2 separate regions of the Mus musculus genome follow, and region 2 is linked to region 1. Evidence: chromatin loops called from intact Hi-C (ENCODE). Cell type or tissue: gastrocnemius. All regions are shown on one strand.

The links. Hi-C counts contacts between places; a loop is a spot of excess contacts. Peaks named below come from ENCODE experiments on the same cell type or tissue, not always from the same donor. Only the 100,000 strongest peaks of a DNase experiment are listed, where the experiment ranks them.
Region 2: a loop joins it to region 1, with 2.0 times the contacts of the local background. A loop is called at or near these places in 1 of 42 quality-filtered maps.

Annotation. Positions count from the first base shown.
Region 1 is chr2:23,067,768-23,071,767 of GRCm38, forward strand. Acbd5 (acyl-Coenzyme A binding domain containing 5) reads left to right here and starts at 1,305. Exons shown (of 14, transcript NM_001355637.1): 1 at 1,305-1,517; 2 at 1,684-1,852. The coding sequence starts at 1,503. In gastrocnemius, a CTCF peak has its summit at 1,880; DNase peaks (open chromatin) are centred at 416, 1,308 and 2,872; H3K4me3 peaks cover 2,462 bases; H3K27ac peaks cover 2,510 bases.
Region 2 is chr2:22,943,427-22,947,426 of GRCm38, forward strand. Abi1 (abl-interactor 1) reads right to left here. Exons shown (of 11, transcript NM_001077190.3): 10 at 3,150-3,335. Among named protein-coding and RNA genes, the nearest start is that of Pdss1, 50 kb to the left of the region's middle. In gastrocnemius, no CTCF peak of the experiment used is centred here; no DNase peak of the experiment used is centred here.

The DNA.
Region 1 (4,000 bases):
CATCTATCAACACCTTACAGTGCTTTTGAAACAGATCATACGTTTGCCAAACATCACACATATGAAGGCGGTGAAGTACTAGGGAGCGGTTCTCTAGTGAAGCCTGCGTTCCTCCAGTGCCTTTGGTCTTTTTGATTAAACGATCAGTGAGTCCGGAACTGTTTCTGGGGTACTTTTGAATACAGGCCGCATGAGCCCTGAAAGAACTCTTCAGACGACACTGTTCTCAATACCCAGATAAACAAGCTATGTCAGAGGATTCCTTTCTGCTCGAAGCTTAAGAAGTACTTCGGAGACGCCCCAAACGCAATCCGGAAGAAAGGAACTTCCGCCACACACAGGAAGGGTGGGCTACAAGGAAAAACCGAACCGGAACCGGAGGGGGACTACGCCAGCCTACAGAGGAAGGTGTCCGGAAGCGCCGGGGGACTACAGTTCCCATAAGCCCGCGGGGGCAAGGTGCGGGGCAGGCGTCGAGACAAAACGGACAGGCCTTGCCAGTCATTTGGCTATATCAAGGTAAATGCCGACATCGCGGCTCCAAGGGAAGAGTGACTTATAGTTCGCAACTAGATTTTTACGAGTAATCTTCCCAACCCATCCTAAACCGACAAAACTGACGTTCCCAGCGGGGCGTCCTTGAGATTTCCAGGCCACGGCACTCTACGCCTGCGGGGAGCTTCCTAAGTGCCTACAACGCGGGCATTACGTTGTTCACCGACCATCTCCATCCCTAGCCTCCGGCGGAGCTGGACGTGGCTGTGCCTGTCTCCTGGGCCTGGAGAGTGGGTAGTGGAGGTGTTGCGCAGCAGGCCGCCACCGCTCACCTTTGCTCTCTCCGCGGCCACCCTTGGGGCCAGACGGTGAAAGCTGTCCCAGACTTGGGGGCCAGGGCTAAGCCCTTCCATCCTTGCCCTTAATCCTCCCTTTCTCCCCTTTAGCGTGTTGTATATCCACAGAAGAGGTCAAGTGCCTTCTCCTAGGTCACAGAGAGTAAATGTCAAAAGAAGTTTTGAAGCCACTTTTATGATTCACTCCCTTCTCCGGTTTAACCCCGAGGCTAGGCATTGAGGACCACCGACTCTTGTGTTTTTCTTTTCTTTAAACACTAGCGGTATCCAGGGGCCACCTTTAGGACCTGGCATAGAATCCTAGCGCGTCACCAGGCTTGCTGTCCTCAGCCCGAACATAAACAAGCACCGGGTTCTCCACAGACCAACCCCAGCCGGAGCGCCTTGCAGCCTCTTTTCCCCTCCTCTGAGAACGCGCAGCCCGTGCACGTCACCGCGGCGGAGCGGGTGGGTGGGGTTTGCTGCACGGCGGCCGCGGCGGCGGAGGCTAGTGGGTCCTCCGGTGACTCTGGGGCGGGGCTGTGGGGCGGCTGCCCACCGACGGCAGAACTTCTCAGGAATGGGGGGTGTGATTGGTTGGCCGGCATCTTCCGGGTGGGAGAAAGGGTCCGCTATCACGGGCGGCTCAACCTCCAAGGCCTGCTGCTAGAGATGCTCTTCCTCGCGGTGAGTTGTTTGGCTGTTTTTGTTGGCTGGGATGTACTCTTAGACACGCCCCACGAAGGAGGAAGGAACCGGGCCACCTGAGTTGATGTGGCCTTGATTGGGCAGGCAAAGGGGAATTGACCAGCTATGCTCCTGTCATTAATCCGCTGCTGCGCTCGGTGTTCAGTTTCATGCAGGCTCTTGGGGAAGCTGGTGCTGCTGCTGCTGTGTGATTACCGCGGACAGACCTTGGGACCGAGGCCGGCGCTGGCAGCTGGAGATGGCGGACACACCGTCAGTGTATGAAACCAGATTTGAGGCGGCCGTGAAGGTGATCCAGAGTTTGCCGAAAAATGGTATGTGCAGTGGGCTCTAGGTAAAAGACCTTTTCCAGCTGCTTCTAGTCTACCTTATTTAGCGCCCCCTCTCGCTCTGTCATTAAAAGAAATGTAATTGAAAGAAATGTAATTGAAAGAATGGTATTGAATGCTAATTAATTACCGCTGATTTTTGAGGCCAAAGGCGACGTATTATCTAGGTTTTAAGTAGTTTATATTCTTGAGAACAAGTCTTATCACTTAATGACTGTGGATTTGGGAAAGTTAAAAAACAAAAACAAAAACTGGGGAGGGATGTCTGGTGCTACCTAACTCAAAAGTGTAATCCGAACCTTCAGAAACTTTGATATGAAGCGGAAAGGAAAGGACAACTATATTCTCGTGTAAAATGATTATTTTGACTATGATGTGTCAGGTACGGTTTTCTTTGTGTGTATCCTGGCAACAGCTTGTAAAACTTTTTATAATTTTGTCTGACCAGTGTTAAGGATTTTTTTTTCCATCACTAAATTTTTTTTTCAGTGTTCTAAATAGAGAAGCTTGGGAAGAGAGACTTTTACTTTGAAATTTTATATCCATTTGCATTGTGATTTACTTTTCATAATAAATTAGATTAAAATTATCTTAAGCATTTTTATTGTGTGTGCTAGATTTGTAGGCCAAGTCAAACATAACATTACTATATTTGTATAGTATTTAATGTCTTCCCACTTTTCTTTTCTTTTTCTTTTTTTTTTTTTTTTTTTTTTTTCGAGACAGGGTTTCTCCGTGTAGCCCTGGCTGTCCTGGAACTCACTTTGTAGACCAGGCTGGTCTCGAACTCAGAAATCCGCCTGCCTCTGCCTCCCAAGTGCTGGGATTAAAGGCGTGTGCCACCATTGCCCAGCTATCTTCCCACTTTTCATGTATCATCATTTGGCTAAAAAATTAGTAGTAAGCATAGTTCATTCCAGTAAGAAATTTTCCGGAGGCATAGTTTTGGAAGCTTGTAGGGCATGTGTTGGCATGTACAAAGCCCTTATTTAGTTCCTGCACACCTTCAGAATCAGTGGCACAGGCTGCTTTGCGATGCCAGCTTTCTTGGAGGATCAGGAGGGCTGGAGCTTTGATTTGGCAGTGGATCACTTGCTTACTGTGTAGAAGCTCTAGGCTCCATGGTGTTGTCTATGTTTCACTTTGTATTGGAGGAGAACACAGTGAAGACTAAAGGGTAAGTCCAAATAAGCTGAAGGAAGGAAGGAGTAATAAGACCAGTGTGGTGATGGATGCCTTTAATCTCAGGACTCCAGAGGCAAAGGCAGTTGGATCTTACGAGTTCAAGGCCAGTCTGATCTGGATAATGAGAACCTGTCTCAAAAAACAAAAAAGAAAATAGCATAAGAACTCAATTAGACATTTACTAAAAAAATTGTTTTAAATTTTATTTACATTGGTGTTCTGCCCCCAAGTATGTCTGTGTGAGAATGTCCGATCCCCTGGAACTGGAGTTACAGTTATGATCATGAACTGTTATGTGGGCGCTGAGATTTGAACGCAGGTCCTTTGGAAGAGTGGCTAGTGCTCTTAACACTTGAGCCACCTCTCCAGCTCCAGATATGGAGATTTTTTAAATGTTCCACTAGGAGTATTTATAGGAAGGTATGATTTCAGAATTTCATGTAAGTAGTGTGTTCACTTCTCTAAGCCCTGCATTTGATATATCTTTGAAAATTGATGTTAGACCCAATCTTTCTATTCTTACTACTTCATTATTTTATATTCTATGTATTAAGAAATCTATATATAATGGAATGCAGGCTACCCAGTTTGGGTTACAAAGCAAGATCCAAGGTGTTTTGTTTTGTTTTTTGTTTTTGTTTTGTTTTTTTTTGTATTGAGAAATTAAGATAAACTTGTTAAATGGACCTTGCAACAGATGTGGTGTGCTGTGTCTCAGTGATAGAGGTTGCCAGGGACCTTGAGTTTAATATTCAAAGAAAAAAGGGTGGGGGCAGGCCTGGCTGGATGACAGAGTAGGCATTTAGCAGGCATGAAGCTATCAATAATAGAGACAACCCCCCTCCCTGTGGAAAAAGACAAAAAGGCACGTGTGCTAGTCAGCACTTAATGCACTGTCCCTAAAGCTAACTGATATATCTGAACAACATCTGCTACAATGATGCTAAA
Region 2 (4,000 bases), 120 kb before region 1:
CAGCCAGGGCTACACAGAGAAACCCCTGTCTGGAAAAAACAAAAAACAAAAAACCAAAAAAACAAACCAAAACAAAAAAAAAAAACAACAAAAAGAAAGCAAGCCAGGGGAAGCAAGCCAATAAAGAACATCCCTCCATGGGCTCTGCATCCCTACCTGCTTCCAGACCTGCTTCCAGTCCTGACTTCCTTTGGTGATCAACAGCAATGTGGAAGTGTAAGCTGAATAAACCCGTTCCTCCCCAACTTGCTTCTTTGTTATGATGTTTGTGACTAAGACAGATGCATACTACTTTAACTATTGATTTGTAAATGTAAATATTCCCGCTAAACCCATTTTTTTATATTTCTAAAGTTACATGTAATTTTCTACTATATGTGACTAATATATGAATGATTTTATTTTTCATTTATTCTTAACAGTATTTTTCTTAAAATACAAATCTTTAAAACATTTATGATGGTCCAGAATTATTTTCTTCCCTAAGAAAGATGGCTTGCCTCATTAGTAACTCTAACTTGGTGAACTAGAGATTTGAAGTACTGATTGATTACCACCATTTATTAAGTTAACCAGGTAGTCTTTTCTCATTCCAATACACTGTAGTATATGAATTCAACAAGCCCATTTCCTTCCATTTTAGCTCTGCAACAAAAATCACAGTATGGTGATTATGATCTCCATAGTTTATCGAAGCTTTAAAATATACTGAAAAAATATAATTAAATACTATCAAAGTCAGCTTCCAAACGCTGACACCATTGCATACACTAGCAAGATTTTGCTGAAAGGACCCAGATATAGCTGTCTCTTGTGAGACTATGCTGGGGCCTAGCAAACACAGAAGTGGATGCTCACAGTCAGCTATTGGATGGATCACAGGGCTCCCAATGGAGGAGCTAGAGAAAGTACCCAAGGAGCTAAAGGGATCTGCAACCCTATAGGTGGAACAACGTTATGAACTAAGCAGTACCCCGAAGCTCTTGACTCTAGCTGAATATGTATCAAAAGATGGCCTAGTAGGCCATCACTGGAAAGAGAGGCCCATTGGACTTGCAAACTTTATATGCCCCAGTACAGGGGAACCCCAGGTCCAAAAAGTGGGAGTGGGTGGGTAGGGGAGTGGGGGGGTGGGTATGGGGGACTTTTGGGATAGCATTGGAAACGTAAATGAGGAAAATACCTAATAAAAAATTTTAAAAAAAGATAACTAGCAAAAAGGATCAAGTGATTGCAAAAGATCAATTATTAAGAAAAGCTCCATAGGTAATTTAACTTCGGTAATACTCTGGTATCTAGAGTCACAGGGTGATGAGATTCAGTCTTGTAGACTAACAAAAGCCTAAAGCATTCATATCTTTGAGCAGAATAAAAAACTACTTCAAGTTCTTAGTTCCTCTAATGCAAACAGCTCAGAAAAGTACTAAAACACATTGTGTTTGCTTTCTAGGTTTCCTTTGTAAGTGTAAGGGTCTCATGTCAATGTACACACTCCCTCATGTAATTTCTCTCACCACTATTTACCATTAATAACTTGATGTTGATTCTATTATTCAAACTCTCCCTTTTATATCTACTGTGAAGGCTTTCTGGGATTTGTCTATTAGTTTAATACAGAGACCAGTATCACATCGGCATATATTAGGTTAAAGATACAGTATCAATAAGAACAAGGCTTTTGAAATAGTCATGTCATAAACTTATTAGCCAAGTTAAACAGGTTTCATTATCTTGTCATCATGAAAGTGGTTATTAAAACTTCTAAATGTAAGCATACTGGTTTACTTGACACAATCTAGAAACATATCTGGGAGGAAGGAATATGAATTGAAAAAAATGTCTCAGTAAGATTGGCCTGTAAATCTGTAATGCATTTCTTGATTGATGTGAGAGGCCTCAGCCCATTCTGGATGGTGCCACTCCCAGGTCTTGGATGCAACTCAAAAGAAAAACAAACAACAAACCAGGCTGATCAAGCTAAGAGAAGCAACATTCCTCTACAGCTTGTAGGTTTCTGCCCTGACTTCTATTACAAGCTGTATGAAGTAAGACCTTTCTTCCCCAGGTTGATTTCAGTCATGTTGTTTTACCATAACAACAGCACCCTTAAGTATGACAATAATCCTACTAGATCTTGTCTGCCCATGGCAGAAGGCTGAGAAAAATCACTCCACACACCAGGCTAATGTAAAATTTGCAATAATCCTCCTGCCTCTGCCTCCTGGGTGCTGTGATTTCAGGTATATGATAAATCCTGCTAAATTAACTTGATTTACACACACACACACACACACACACACACACACACACACACACACACACAGACACACACCCCAATGGCATATCTAACCCATCACCATTCCTTCTTTATATTTATGTATTTTAAATTTTATTTTCTGTGATGAGTATTTTGTCTGTATATCTATATCTGAACCACAGGCATGCCTGGTGCCAGAAGTCAAACACAAGAGTTCATCAGTTCTCCTAGAACTATAGTAATAGATGGGTGTGTGTTGTGTAGGTGCTGGAAACTGAACCTGTAAGAAATGCCCTTAACTCTAAACCATTTCTCCATCTCTCCACTACCAATTTGTGTAAATAAAGTTTTACTGAACACACTACATCTACATCTACATCTACACACACACACACACACACATATAAACTTTGAGCTACAAACCTGTTGAGTCAATATAGCAAGCAAAATCTAAATCTAAACTATACCCAGTCTTGAGAAAAAAAAAAGGAGACAAGAGGGAGAGGGAAAGGAGAGGGGAGGGGCAAGGTAAGATGTGGGGACAGAGGGAACGTTTAAAATCATCACTAAGATCATAAATAACTGTTAAGTCATTTAGCTCAATTTTGTGCCTTAAATGTTTGATCTATAAAACACAGGCAAGCAAGTTAATCTGAAGCTAGAAGCATACATGGTTTGAAAAGATGCATCTAACAATTTAAATTCAAAGTATAAAGAAATAGTCTCCTTTTCATACTCCTGAAAAACACAAAGTATACATAGTAAGAGCTACCACCTTGACTGGTAAGACAGTTACAGGTAAGAAACACTGGCTGAGACATTTTTTAAAACAGTAATAAAACTCTAATTAGGTTACTGTACTTTACATCAACCCATGAAAATAGTACCTCACCTTTCTCAATATAGTTCTTGGGAGCCCATGCAGGGTCCCCATCTGCATATGGGTCACTATACTGAACTACTGCAGCTTCCTCATCTTCATAGTCCACAGGAGGAGGTGGCGGAGGAGGCGGAGAGTCATCAAACATGGGAATGTCATCTGGTGGAGGGGGTGGTGGTGGAGTTGGGCTATCAGCAACTAAAAGGATTCAGAAAGTAATGAGTCTAAAGGAACAATTTTAAATTAACAGAATTTAACAATTCTAACTCATATAGCATGCACTATATAAAACATGCAGTGATTAGAAGTAAAAGCTGGGTGTGTTAAAGTTTATACTACTTTTAATTTTAAGCACAATTTTTGCAACAATAAAATGAGATAAAATAAGCATATAAATACTACATTAATGAATGTAAGAGGATACAGTATCTTCTTTCATTAGAATTACAGGAGTAAAGAAGTTTCTTTATCCTAAGTCTCAAGTGAAAACAAATGCTCCCCTTGCTCGGCCTTGTTGCCCGAGGGGACTCTGTCATGGAATACCCCTAAGTTTCTTATAGTAGAGGTCTGACAGTTTTTACGATGTATATAGTCAGGCCTGCAATTTTGGCTTTTGGTAGCTTTAGTGCCCTAGAAACTACATCACAAGTGGACCTATCTTTTATTTGTTGTTTTAATAAAGAGTAAAGCCAAGTTGGTCATATCATGTTTAAATGTTTTGTGTAGGGTTTTGTTTGTTTGTTTTCTGTTTTTACTTACGTTTTAACAAACATAAAAAATAATTCCAAATGAGAAGACTGCATGGAGTATCTTTAAACAAATTAGTTATATTCACAGTCAAAATTTAATGAAGAAAGGAAACT